2 separate regions of the Mus musculus genome follow, and region 2 is linked to region 1. The links are chromatin contacts, found by Hi-C or POLR2A ChIA-PET in ENCODE. All regions are on one chromosome and are shown on one strand. The core of a region is the stretch at or near the end of the contact, and the rest is flanking DNA. Distances in the headings are between cores, read along the strand shown. Region 1 holds the start of Junb (jun B proto-oncogene). Region 2 holds the start of Orc6 (origin recognition complex, subunit 6).

Region 1 (6,359 bases), core at 2,668-5,167:
TGGGCCCTGTTGAATCGGTGTGAAGATAGAGCATGTTTCCAAGAAGACACAGCAACTTCCTCTCTAGACAAGGGGTGAGGGACCCCTAAACCCACAGAAGTAGGGGAGGAGGGTGACTGGCAGTCTGGGGCATCCTAGAGAAGGCCTCTGGAATTGATCCTTAGCTTCTTGTGGTGCAGCCACCAGTCCACACCCAGGGCAGGGCCTGGGGACTGGGTGCTAGGACTTGTGGGTTCCCGCCCCAGCCTGCCCGCTGCGTGACTCACAGGCAGCCCCCAGCCCAGTTTCCTGGTGGTGGCAGCCGTGGCACCGGTCAGTGGGCCCAGGGAGGAGATGGTCACCAAACTATTTATAAGAAGGAGAAGTCCCTGGTGCCAAGACCAAAAGCCCCAGAGAGACCTGTGGGTGGGTGGGATGAACTTCCTCCTTATCCTGAATGGTAGCCCCGGGCCCCGGGATGTAGGGAAACCTGGCAAGGAAGGCCAGCCTGGTGCTGATCTGTAGTTCAGGCGGTGTGGGGGAAGGGACTATCTTTACACCGTCCACACTGGGCAGGCCTGGCGCCAGCAGGGCGACTTGAGGAGGTGGTGCCCAGGCCACAAGAGTGAGAATGGTAGGGGCCTGGAACCGGCTGTACCAGCTTGGCCAGCCCTGCCCTCCCTGGCTGGCCTCCTCCCCACCCCCTGCAAACACCCATGCAGAAATCGTGAAGGAAGACCCCAGTCTGGCATAATTGCCAGTATCACCTTTCTGTGCCCAACTCTACTTCTCCTTCTGACAGGGGGGGAGGGGTGGTGGAGGGGAGAAGACCTTTTGCAAAAGCCTACTCACTAGAGCGTTGTATGTGGCTGGCACTACACAAATGCCCATCAACACTACAACACAGCAGTGTTCTGAGATAGCCAGCAGACTATGGACCAGTTCTAGTACTTTGAGCTCTGAGACATTATTAAAGGCCATTTCCTGTGCCTCAACTTCTCATTTGTTAAATGAAAATTCACACATCACGCAACTGCCTAGATCATTGGAAGTGGCCAATGACGGACTTTATGTAAGCCACTTTAGAACAGTGTCTGGTCCATGGTAAGAACCATGTAAGTGTTAGCTATTAAAATAATAATTACTATTTCTCAGACAGTCTGTCTGCCTGTCTTAAGTGTCTCCCAGTCTCCGTGTCTGCAGGAGACTAACCTGGCCCCATCTGTCTCTCTGGGTGTCTCCTCTTGTCCTGCCTTTCTGTCCCCAGCCTCCCACTCTTCTCTTCGACCCTCTTTGGGCAGACCTGGCCTTTCTCCAGGACTTGGCTTTGGCCTAGCCGGCCTCAGCTGTGGCATGGGTGAGTCAGTGTGGTCTCCTGGCCAGTGGGACAGGCAGGTTGGCTTCCCAACACGTTGCCCTCCGTCCTGCCCTGGCCCCAATGCTGCGGCCAGTACCCCCTCAGGCAAGGCCACATGTCAGCTGCAGTTATTAGCATGGGCAGGAGACACAGGCCTGGCAGCCTGCCCGCAGACTCAGCGGCTTCTGGAATCTCCCTTGAGACTGTAGTGGGGGAGGGGAGCTTTTCAAACAAGGGCAAGATGGGAAGGAGGACTTAAGGGTCACAAGGATCCTTCAAAGACTGGGATGTCCCCAGCTTCTTCTTCTCCAATGCCCCTACTCTACTGGACTTCCCCTGTATCCTTCAGAGCTGTTTTTGCCTCTTGTTTTCCTTCTGTGGAACACTAGGTAAGCTCTGATCCTGCTACTTAGTCCTAGTCCTTAAGCTTCTCTCTGAAGAGCCCTCCTTTATCTTACCAGAGACCTGAGAAAGAGGAAGAGATGGGACTCTCACCCTCTCTCAGGTTGCTCCCACACTACTTGAAGTCCCACCTACCTAACTGCAAGGCCGGCTATGTAAACCTCTACCTTCCCATTCCTGGAGAAGGGGCTTTGTGTTCTCGCATTTTTCTCGATTTGCGATTTTTGCCCTTTTACTTGGGTGGGAAGAAGGGGGCTACTTCCTTTAGGTATTCTATGTATTGGAAGGTAGCTCACCCCCGACTGAAGTGGACGTAGATGAGAAGAGTATTCAGACTTCAAAGATAAGTGGTAGGGAATGGGGACCCTAGACCTTCTGGTAGAAGGGAAGGGCACATACCCAGGGGAGGAGGCAGCTCTGTACCAGCCTGCCCAGGCGCCAGGGATGCCCGAAAGCATTACCCCGCCCCCTCCGCGCCCCGACGGGCCAGGGGCAAAGTCCGACCCAGGCCCTCGGGCAGGCGGGGACCTGCCAGGCTGGGTCCAACCTGGCCGGGCGGGACAGGACTCAGCCCCAGAGCTGTTCCGAGAGGCTGGGTCAGGCCGCCGGGGGGCGGGGGAGCCCGGGGGTGGCGGTGGAGGCTGGTCCGGACTAGCCGTCCGGGGGCCCGGGCGCGCCCTGGGACCTGGCAGCTACCTCGAGTTCCTGGCTCTTAGTTTGCCGCCCCAAGACTGCACTGGTCCCACCTCTTCCTGTGCCCTAATATGGGTGCTGGGGAGAGAAATTCAGGGGGGGGTGCCCCGCCCCCAATCTAATTCACGGACTCCAGCCTGTTGCCTTGGTGACGAGGCCCCGCTCCCAGGCTGCATCCCCCTCCAGCCGGCCAATGGAACAGTCCTCGGCTGCCAGGCTTATTAGTCGCCGATGGTTGCAGGCTGAACCATTTCTAGATGGGGGAGATCAGACTATGACTAGAAGCGTCTGTAGCTGGGTTGTGACTTCCCCAAGGGTCGCTTGCCGAGGTTCCTCTTCCCAGGCGCAGAATTTGGCAGGCCCAGGGTAGGGTGCACCATCCCCTAGGCTCACAATGACGAGACAGGGCCGGGCTCTTTCCCCCTCGGGGCTGTTGCCACACTTCCTGCCTCGGCTCTCTTTCCCTAGCCTGTTTCTAAGGAAGGGAGTGGGGTTGGGCGACCGCACCCCAGCTATCCCGCCCCATCGGCCCTCCAAAAGCTGACAGGATATCGGGCGAGCCCCGGGTGACTAAGGGAGGGCTTTGGGCTGAGGTACTGGGCATGTCAGTGCCCTAGGGACCACCTACGAGGTACAGCCTCATTCGTACAAGTCCTGGTCTCTGGGATCCTCCGAGTCATCTTCTCAGGAAGATCTCAGATACCCTCCTGTCATTGCCTTCATAGCTCGGAAGGAAGCTATGTCGTGACCATTTTAATTCTCTGCCAGAGTTCTGCAAATATCCACAATGACCCCAACCTTTGCTAGATATGTTCCCATCTTTCTACTCCGATTACCTCAGCGTCCCCAGGACCTTTGTTCTGAATATCTAAATTGACCTCCCCAAAATTCCTTCCCTTTTCCACTTATGGGGAAACCCTCAGACTCATCTATGGACTCTAGAGCCCCTACTCATTTCTTGTACAATAGGTACCTGAGCCCTGTTGTGTCTTGGCCCTTTCCTCCCAACTGACAATTCCAGTTCTTTAAGCACTTTGTACCCGGGACCTCTGGTTAATTCCTAGGCCAAATGTTAACAATTGCCCCTGTTTTGTATCTTCTCTGTTTTCTGGGGTCTTCTACTGTATTGTCAGTTCACAAGCCACAGCTACCCTGGGTCCCACGAGACTTTTCCGGGGATATCCTAAGGTATCCAATCTCCACTTGCAGTGTATCTCATAAGCACCTGGCTGTACTCCCGCAGTTCTAGCCCCTATGTGCCTCGGCCCCTCAACATCCCTTTGCTTGTGTGTCTCTGTCTCCACAGCCCCTCCCCCTGCAGCCGCGCAGAGCCACCCGGCTCGTGGCCGCTGTTTACAAGGACACGCGCTTCCTGACAGTGACGCGAGCCGCCTCCTCCCCTTCCCCACGCTCTAGGAGGGGGCCGCGGGGGCCTGGCTCCCGCGTCGGCCAATCGGAGTGCACTTCCGCAGCTGACAAATTCAGTATAAAAGCTTGGGGCTGGGGCCGAGCACTGGGGACTTTGAGGGTGGCCAGGCCAGCGTAGGATCCTGCTGGGAGCGGGGAACTGAGGGAAGCGACGCCGAGAAAGCAGGCGCACCACGGAGGGAGAGAAAATCTCCGGAAGCCCAGCAGCGCCTTTACGCACAGCTGCCAACTGGCCGCTGCTGACCGTCTCCAGCTCCCGAGGACGCGCGACCGGACACCGGGTCCTGCCACAGCCGAGGACAGCTCGCCGCTCGCCGCAGCGAGGCCCGGGGCGGCCCTTCAGGGGGACCTTTCCCAGATCGCCCAGGCCGCCCGGATGTGCACGAAAATGGAACAGCCTTTCTATCACGACGACTCTTACGCAGCGGCGGGATACGGTCGGAGCCCTGGCAGCCTGTCTCTACACGACTACAAACTCCTGAAACCCACCTTGGCGCTCAACCTGGCGGATCCCTATCGGGGTCTCAAGGGTCCTGGGGCGCGGGGTCCAGGCCCGGAGGGCAGTGGGGCAGGCAGCTACTTTTCGGGTCAGGGATCAGACACAGGCGCATCTCTGAAGCTAGCCTCCACGGAACTGGAGCGCTTGATCGTCCCCAACAGCAACGGCGTGATCACGACGACGCCCACGCCTCCGGGACAGTACTTTTACCCCCGTGGGGGTGGCAGCGGTGGAGGTACAGGGGGCGGCGTCACCGAGGAGCAGGAGGGCTTTGCGGACGGTTTTGTCAAAGCCCTGGACGACCTGCACAAGATGAACCACGTGACGCCCCCCAACGTGTCCCTGGGCGCCAGCGGGGGTCCCCAGGCCGGCCCAGGGGGCGTCTATGCTGGTCCGGAGCCGCCTCCCGTCTACACCAACCTCAGCAGTTACTCCCCAGCCTCTGCACCCTCTGGAGGCTCCGGGACCGCCGTCGGGACTGGGAGCTCATACCCGACGGCCACCATCAGCTACCTCCCACATGCACCACCCTTTGCGGGCGGCCACCCGGCACAGCTGGGCTTGAGTCGCGGCGCTTCCGCCTTTAAAGAGGAACCGCAGACCGTACCGGAGGCACGCAGCCGCGACGCCACGCCGCCTGTGTCCCCCATCAACATGGAAGACCAGGAGCGCATCAAAGTGGAGCGAAAGCGGCTGCGGAACAGGCTGGCGGCCACCAAGTGCCGGAAGCGGAAGCTGGAGCGCATCGCGCGCCTGGAGGACAAGGTGAAGACACTCAAGGCTGAGAACGCGGGGCTGTCGAGTGCTGCCGGTCTCCTACGGGAGCAAGTGGCGCAGCTCAAGCAGAAGGTCATGACCCATGTCAGCAACGGCTGCCAGTTGCTGCTAGGGGTCAAGGGACACGCCTTCTGAGAGCCTCCCTTGCCCCATACGGACACCCCCAGCCTTGAAGGCTGGGCGCCTGCCCCCCACTGGGGTGAGGGGGGCAGGCGATGGGCACCCGCCAAAAGGCCTGGGGCGCAGCTCACACACTGGACTCCGGCCCGCCCGCCTGCGCCCAGTCCTTCCACCTCGAGGTTTACATGGCCCCCTTCCAGCGTATTTTGTATGTTTTTTTTTTCTGCAAAGAGACTGAATTCATATTGAATATAATATATTTGTGTATTTAACAGGGAGGGGAGAAGGGGGCTGTCGCGGCGGAGCTGGCCCCGCCGCTTGGTACTCAGCCTGCGGGGATACTAGGGAGGGACCTCCGCCCCCTGCCCTCCCCCTCTGCATAGTACTGTGGAGAAGAAACACGCACTTCGTGTCTAAAGTCTATTTTAAGATGTGTTTGTGTGTGTGTGTTTGACTTTTTATTGAATCTATTTAAGTAAAAAAAAAATTGTCTTTATTAATTTCTGTGGTCTCTTTTTTCTTCCAAGCTGGGCGGATGGAGGGAGAAGATTGGGCTACCCCAAGCACGGTGCTGTTTGTAGCTCGCTCCTTTCAGGTATCATAAGGTTCAGTACAAACGCCCAGACCTCCTATCCCCTGAGTCCTGGCACCAGACGCTGCGCAGGCGGGCAGTGGCGGGGAACAAGCTACCCAGGACAAAACGCGGAATGTGCAAGCATGACCCCGCCCAGCAGAGTGCGCCGGGGCTTTCCCCGCTGACGTTACGGAAGCTCTGCCCATATATGGGCCTATTCAGCTCAGTGACGCCAGCGCGGTCTCCGGGCAGATTCCGGGAATCCCCTCCCCCCCGCTCTGCCGGGCAGGGCCGCGGCGCCGGGAAGGGGGCCGGGATTTTCCCGAGCAGGCGGCTTTCTGGGCGCGGAAAGCCCCAGGCCCGGGTCCAGGGCGCCCGCGGCGGGAGGGCCGTGCTCTCATGAGCCCTGGGAGCCATCCGAGCGGCTTTCAACAGACCGGCGCCGGAGCCCCACCGCGCCCACGCCCCCTCCATTAGACCGACCCTGGCGGAGAGTAACTGCAGCCTTCCTGTAGTTGCAGACGCCGTCA
Region 2 (6,359 bases), core at 2,745-5,244, 320 kb before region 1:
CACATTTGAAATCTCAGCATCTGGGAGTCTGAAGCAGGAGGATCATCATGAGTTTAAGGCTGGCTTATGATACATAGTGACTTCCAGGCCAGCATGGACTACACATAAAACTCTCTCAAAGCAAAAACAAACAAGCAAACCCAGCACAATAAAGTAATGCCCAAGAACTCTTACTTGCATGCTGAGAGTAGTGCGGCAGTGGTGAAAAGTGGCCTGGACAAGTCAAGATCTGCTCGCTGTGTTTCAGGAAGACCAGACTCGTAGCTAGGAGACAGCAATGTTTGTGAAATTATTTGTCAGGAAAATATCTTAAAGGGACTGAAAATGCAATAACAATTGAGAAAACAAAACAAAATTTGGCCCCTAACTTAAATTGTCCTGACCTATTGTTAGCATTTGTTCGCTGACTGTGCTTCTAACAACGTTTTTAGTATTTATTTAGGAGCTGGAGAGATGGTTCAGCAGTTAAGAACACTTCTGCTTTTAGAGAGCACCTGGGCTCACTTCCCAGCATCCACATGGTAACTCACACCCATTTCTAACTCCAGTCCATGGGACCTGATGCTCTCTATTGACCTGAGAGCAGCAGGCATGCATGGGGTGCACATACATACATGCAGGCGAACACTTATACACATAGAGTAAGTATTATAAAATTATACATACCTCTGCAGTATCTCTGCAGCCAAGTTCACTGCTTCTGTACAGCTGAACTGTACAGCTAGGTCTCTGATTCCAACATTTGAATTTAATCCTAGTAAACACTCAAAAGATTTAAGACAGCTCTGATACACCATCTTGTTCAAACCAGAGAGCCTAATTAAATATGCCTTTGAAAAGAAAAACACACATTTTAAATTCAGTATTATTCTTCTTAAATATTTATTAAGAGGTATATTAATTATGCTTTTGGTTTTGAGCCTAGCCTTTAATGGCTGAGCCACCTCTCCAGTCTGTGATATTAATTATATACTAATTTTATTTAACCCAAAACGTTTCAATCACTTTAAGAGCAGACTATTTCAAAGAATTCGTATTATAGAAAGGTACAATTATGCATACTTACAAATAATATTTTTTTAGTATAGAATAGAGTTTATTCAGGGTATGGGAAGGGGAGTTAAGAGGGTAGTAGAAACAGAGAGGGAGAGTAGAGAAGTAGAAGAGTAGAGGCCAGCCATAAGCATGTGGAGAGAGGGGAAGGGAATAGGGAGAGGGCAGGAGCAGGAAGGGACTAGCAAGAGAGAGAGAGGAGCAAGAGCACTTACAAATAATTTAAAAACGACTAAATAGTATAGCTTGTCTCAGCTGCACAAAACAAACCACTAGGAAAATTAAAGGAAGTACTGGGTGTAGGGTGAGGAAAGTGTATATCTGGAAGGGAAGAACAGGATAATCCACCACTGTAGGGAGCCAAGTCTATCTTGGGAAATCATGGAGAGCTTTATAAAAGATATACAACAAAGCAGAGTCACGTTAGGACAGAAAGGAACTTGGCAACAAAGCATTCCAGGGTGGAAAAGTGTTTCCTTTACAAAACTATGACTCACAAAGTGTGTATCATAGCTTGAGGCCAGGGTAAAAGAGACTGAAGAGTTAGATAGCAACAGAAAAGTTAACAGAGCTTTAATGAATAAATACATCCATTATGACACAAGTACTGTGTACATCTACTACATAAAGAAGATAGATACCTTCTTTAGTCAGAATAATAATCCAGTAAAAGACGGTTTTTATTCTTATTTGATGGATGAAGAAACTAGCAGTTCATGGATCTTGTAAATAATACTGACATTTGGTTTCAACATGTGACTCTTCCTGACTCTAATTTTAAACATTAAAGATTTGGACAAACTGTGAGAGTTACTCTCAACTGTTAACTTGATGAGATCTAGACTCACTTGGAAAAAGAGCCACTGGGCATGCCTAGGGGAGATTGTGCCCATTAGATTAACTGAGGTGGACAGACCATTTCTGATGGCAAAATCTCCTGCAATGGGATCCTATATGTACAAAAAAAAAGGAGAAACTGAATTGGGTACAAAGATTACTTGATTTCTGCTTCATGACTGTAGGTGCCATGTAGATTCTTCAAGTTGCTTTGATTTCTGTGTCAGGATAGATCGTACCCTTGAAGTTGATTAAAAACTCTCTCCTGTGATTGCTCTTCCGAAGGACCTGAGTTCAAATCCCAGCGATCACATGGTGACTCACAACCAAACATAATGAGATCTGACGCCCTCTTCTGGAGTGTCTGAGGACAGCTACAGTGTACTTACATATAACCGTAATAATAAAAAAGAAACGGAGCCGCCAACAAGAAGATTAAAACAAAGAAACCTCAGGGTCACATCAGATCACTCAAATGTCCTTTGGAGCCAACTTACTCTATCCAAGGGGCACTTCCTACAGGAAGCTGCAAGGTCCAGGCATATGACAGCATTGCTGGTTTCTGAGCTACGTGCAGACAGACTGACACACTTCACCTTAGACAGCCGCAGGAACTCCTCTGCTTTCCTGGTTATAAAGGCAGTATGGTCACTAAAACTGCTGCAGAACTTTGTCAACACTTAGGCAAAGAACTGAATTCAGCATGGTGGACTTGCACACCACCTAACTACTGTGCAAGTTCATTTGGGGCCTAGAAAGCACATCCTTTGGAGAGGTGGAAGTTCTTTACATAGAACCAAAATGACTCCAGACTTAGCTGTGTCCAAGCGTGTTCCTTGGACATTACCTTTCCTTCTTACATTATTTCAACAAGTATAAAGAATTGGTTCAGGCAGATTAGAGTAAATTAAATCCCTTTCTCTTCCTTAATGACTGATTGGGTCTCAGTTTCGGCGGCTTGTGAAAATAGTTCTGGGTCCCATTGTATTTCCGGTCAGTAGCCCTGGGAATAGACCTACGAACTTTCTACACACTTGCCTGCTGTAGCTTTATTTCCTAAGACAGATCCTACAATGACCCTCCTAATCTCAAGGGCTTCGGAAAATGGAAGCTATTTGGGCCACTCTTACCATATTTTCCCATGCGTGCCACTATTTAATAAATCAGCCCCAACGCCACTGGGCCCTTTCTGGAATTTTTTTTTTTCGATTTTTCGATACAGGGTTTCTCTGTATAGCTCTGGCTGTCCTGGAACTCACTTTGTAGACCAGGCTCGCCTCGAACTTAGAAATCCGCCTGCCTCTGCCTCCCAAGTGCTGGGATTAAAGGCGTGCGCCACCACGCCCGGCCTTTTCTGGAATTCTTACGCCCTGCTCATCACTTCAGCTCTTCACTCTGTACCATAATCTACCTTTCTCTTGCCATCTATAGTGATTTGCACAGGGTCTGCCCTGCAAGGCTGGCTTATCAAGATTATCGAGTCTGAAGGAATGACAAGAGGTCCTCCCCGGCTTTTCCGACCACAGTGTATCCAACAGAGCTAGAGTGCTTCAAGGACGACTATATACGTCCTCTCAAACCATCTTCTACAAGCCAACAACAGTTTTTCTTGATGTTGGGCCCGAGTCTCGCCCAGACCAGTGTGCGGTCATTCCCTCATCGCCAGTCCCTCATCCGACGCTGCCTTGGGAGGACCCAGGGCCGCAGTCTGGGACGTCTACCCGCACACACGGCCACACTCACCTCAGTACACTCGGCTCCGCAAGGCCGAGACGCGGGGCGAGGCGGCGTACCAGCTCCGACTCCATCGCTGGAAGAAATGCGCGCCAAGAGCAATGCGCGCGCAGATTGTCAGAGGGTTAAGACCCACCCCCGGCGCGTCCAGATTGGTTGCGACCAGAGGTTGAGACCGTTCCACACACCAATCCTGGTCATCCTTCTACGCATGTGCACACGATGAGGCGCGGGCCCAGGCGAAGTGGACGCGCAGAAGGTTCTCTCGCTGCCCTTCCTCGGCCGCGGATCTCCTTAACTAAGGCTTCCCTTCCTGCTGTCCCTAGTTCGCCGCAGCGTTGTACTATTCTCGCCCCGCCCCGTCCACTATACACCGCCGGCTGCCCATTCTCCCCAAACTACGCGAGATTTTAAGTGGGCCAATCGAAAAGCCGCTTCTATCCAAGGGCGGGGCTAGAGAGGGCGGGGCTCGCAAGGCTCGGTCACCTGACGGCGGGCGGCTCCGGCGGGGTAGGCGCTGCTGCTTGTGGTCCCCGGAGTCGCCATGGTGAGTGAGGGGAAGCGGTGGGCCTGGGTTGCCGAGTCGCAGTCCACGTTTTCCTTCGGCGGACAGGAGCCTTGCTGGCGGAGTAGGAGGCCCTGCATTTCGATCGAGGCCGGTCCGGTCCAGGCTGGGCCTGCGGGCTTGGCACGGGCTGAGGAAGGCCGCGTTAGGCTGCGGTGGGCTGCGGTGGGCGGTGGCGCAGAATTTGGTCGTTACCCCGAGACCAGGAGCCTCCCTTAGGGGTGTCGCGGGCTGCAGGTTCTGGGTGTCGGTGGAGGCCTGCGTCAGACTCTTGTACGGAACGGCCACCTTCCCTCTGAGAGTCGGACTCCCGGGTCTGTGCGGAGTTGGGACAGTGAGGAGCCCCCGAGCTTCTGAGCTGGCGCCGTAGCTGGGTCGCGCCCAGATGGTGCATTTCCAGCTTTGTACTCAGCTGTCCTCGGGGGTCCCATTGCCTTTTCTCTGCTGGAAATATCCTTGGGGGGGGGGCGCAGTGGTCTCCCGGCCTTCCGTGGCCGCAGAGCCCCCTTCATCTTGCAGCGCCTGTCAGCGAATTCTAGGGACCTGCTCACGTGAGTTTCCCGAAGGACTCCTGCTTTCTTTTCATTGAGCCCAACCATCAGATAGGAGACAGGTCTCCGTTTCGCATTTGCTCTCTGAGGATTCTAACTCACTTGCTGGAAGCAGTCATTCAAAGGTTTCTCCGCGACGATAGCATGTCGTGATGCTTTGTGGCACTAGCCTTATAAACAGGAACTTCCGCAAAATTCGGATCCTGTTTTCCACAGGGCAAGTTGTCACTTGCGTTATACGAGCATTTGCTGTAGTATGAACAGGTAGTGGTTTTGGATGTGCTATGCTTATGTCCTTTTTTTTTAATTTCAATATTCATTCTTTGTATTGATAATTCTATGTGCCACTGCACATACTTCACTTTAAGTGTGTTAATAGGAAAAACCAGCATTAAATCTTTTTGTTGATTTTTTTTTTCCTTTTTTTTGGAATGGACCTTTATGATGATCTTGCTAGACTCCGATCAGCTTGGTATTTATGTCATCTTTGGTTCTGGCTGGCTGAGTTCTGAGCGTTTGTTCCCGTAATTTGATAAATATTTGATGTATATTTAATATAATATATTGCCTTACAAGATGTTTTCCCCCCTCGGAACTTTGTACAATTGAGATTTGGCACATGACTGGTGTGAAGTTTAACTTTTTTGTTTTTCAACACTTACTGGTTGACATAGTGTTTTATAATACAAAGCATTTGAGGATACACTATAAATTATATTTATGTGCCTGGGGAACCAGATTGGACCAGTTTTCCCTGTGAATTTTATTGGAAAATGGAACCTGGGTATCAGTTCTGTCATAGGCAATTTTATGATTTGAGTAGGTAGTTAGCCTTTAAGTCTCACTTTTGCATCTGGAAGCAAGTGTTGATATCACTGGTACTGTACTCCTAAAAATCCTGAGTCCAGCACTAACCAAACATCTGGTGTACTTTCAATTTTATAGAATGTGCTAGGCACCAGATAGAAATAAATGGCAGAGATGTGCTTTTGAAACATTCTGCTATAGTTCTTTGGGCTCCTGGTGGGAAAGAGGTTGTGTTAGGAGCTTTGGAGGTAATGCAAACAGATTTTGAGGAGAATGGGCAGAAATTCTGCACAAAGAAAGAATTTTGCCATTTAATGTTCATGGTGTGCTCCGTCATCGGATTTCTGGGGTATTGCTAAGTTAGTGTGTGTATGGGATCCAGACGGTTAACTTTGTCTTTTCTGCAGTCTTGGGGATTGAACCCAAGGCCTTCAGCCTGCTAGACACAAACTCCCCAACCTAAATTATTTTAAATTTCCTGTTTTCTTGTTACCCTCAGTTCTCCTTGAAGTATTGATTTGTGCTTTCTCATCAGGTTTAAATACTATATTCATCAACATGATGATTCTGTTTATTTTACAATTTATGTTGTATTGTCATATTGCACATGCAACTTATAAGTGGGAAAACTAACCAACAAACAGGTCCCTATAACCAGTAGAGGTAAATACTCTCAAACTGGATATAATAATAGCTGACATTTATGAAGCGCTCGTTACTGAGTGCTGTGCATATTCATAACTTTGTGTGCTTTTTTATTTTTCTAGTCTGTACCAAAAATTTGTGATTGCTTATAGCCCATTTATAGGTTA

Evidence for each region. A loop is a pair of places that touch in the nucleus more often than their neighbours do. ChIA-PET counts read pairs that join two places held with the same protein, here RNA polymerase II (POLR2A).
Region 2: a map of v-Abl transformed pro-B cells shows a loop between it and region 1 (3-fold over the local background). The contact joins the promoter of Orc6 here to the promoter of Junb in region 1. A Hi-C loop is called at or near these places in 1 of 37 maps with a recorded cell type or tissue (v-Abl transformed pro-B cells). POLR2A ChIA-PET finds 5 or more read pairs at or near these places in 2 of 5 experiments (both embryonic stem cell).

What each region holds. Positions count from the first base shown.
Region 1 is chr8:84,976,306-84,982,664 of GRCm38, reverse strand. Junb (jun B proto-oncogene) reads left to right here and starts at 3,917. Exons shown (of 1, transcript NM_008416.3): 1 at 3,917-5,756. The coding sequence starts at 4,236. The coding sequence ends at 5,270.
Region 2 is chr8:85,297,267-85,303,625 of GRCm38, reverse strand. It overlaps Orc6 (origin recognition complex, subunit 6), which reads right to left and starts at 3,994. Exons shown (of 7, transcript NM_019716.2): 1 at 3,634-3,994; 2 at 2,388-2,517; 3 at 667-830; 4 at 175-264. The coding sequence starts at 3,698. It overlaps Vps35 (VPS35 retromer complex component), which reads left to right and starts at 4,109. Exons shown (of 17, transcript NM_022997.5): 1 at 4,109-4,171. The coding sequence starts at 4,169.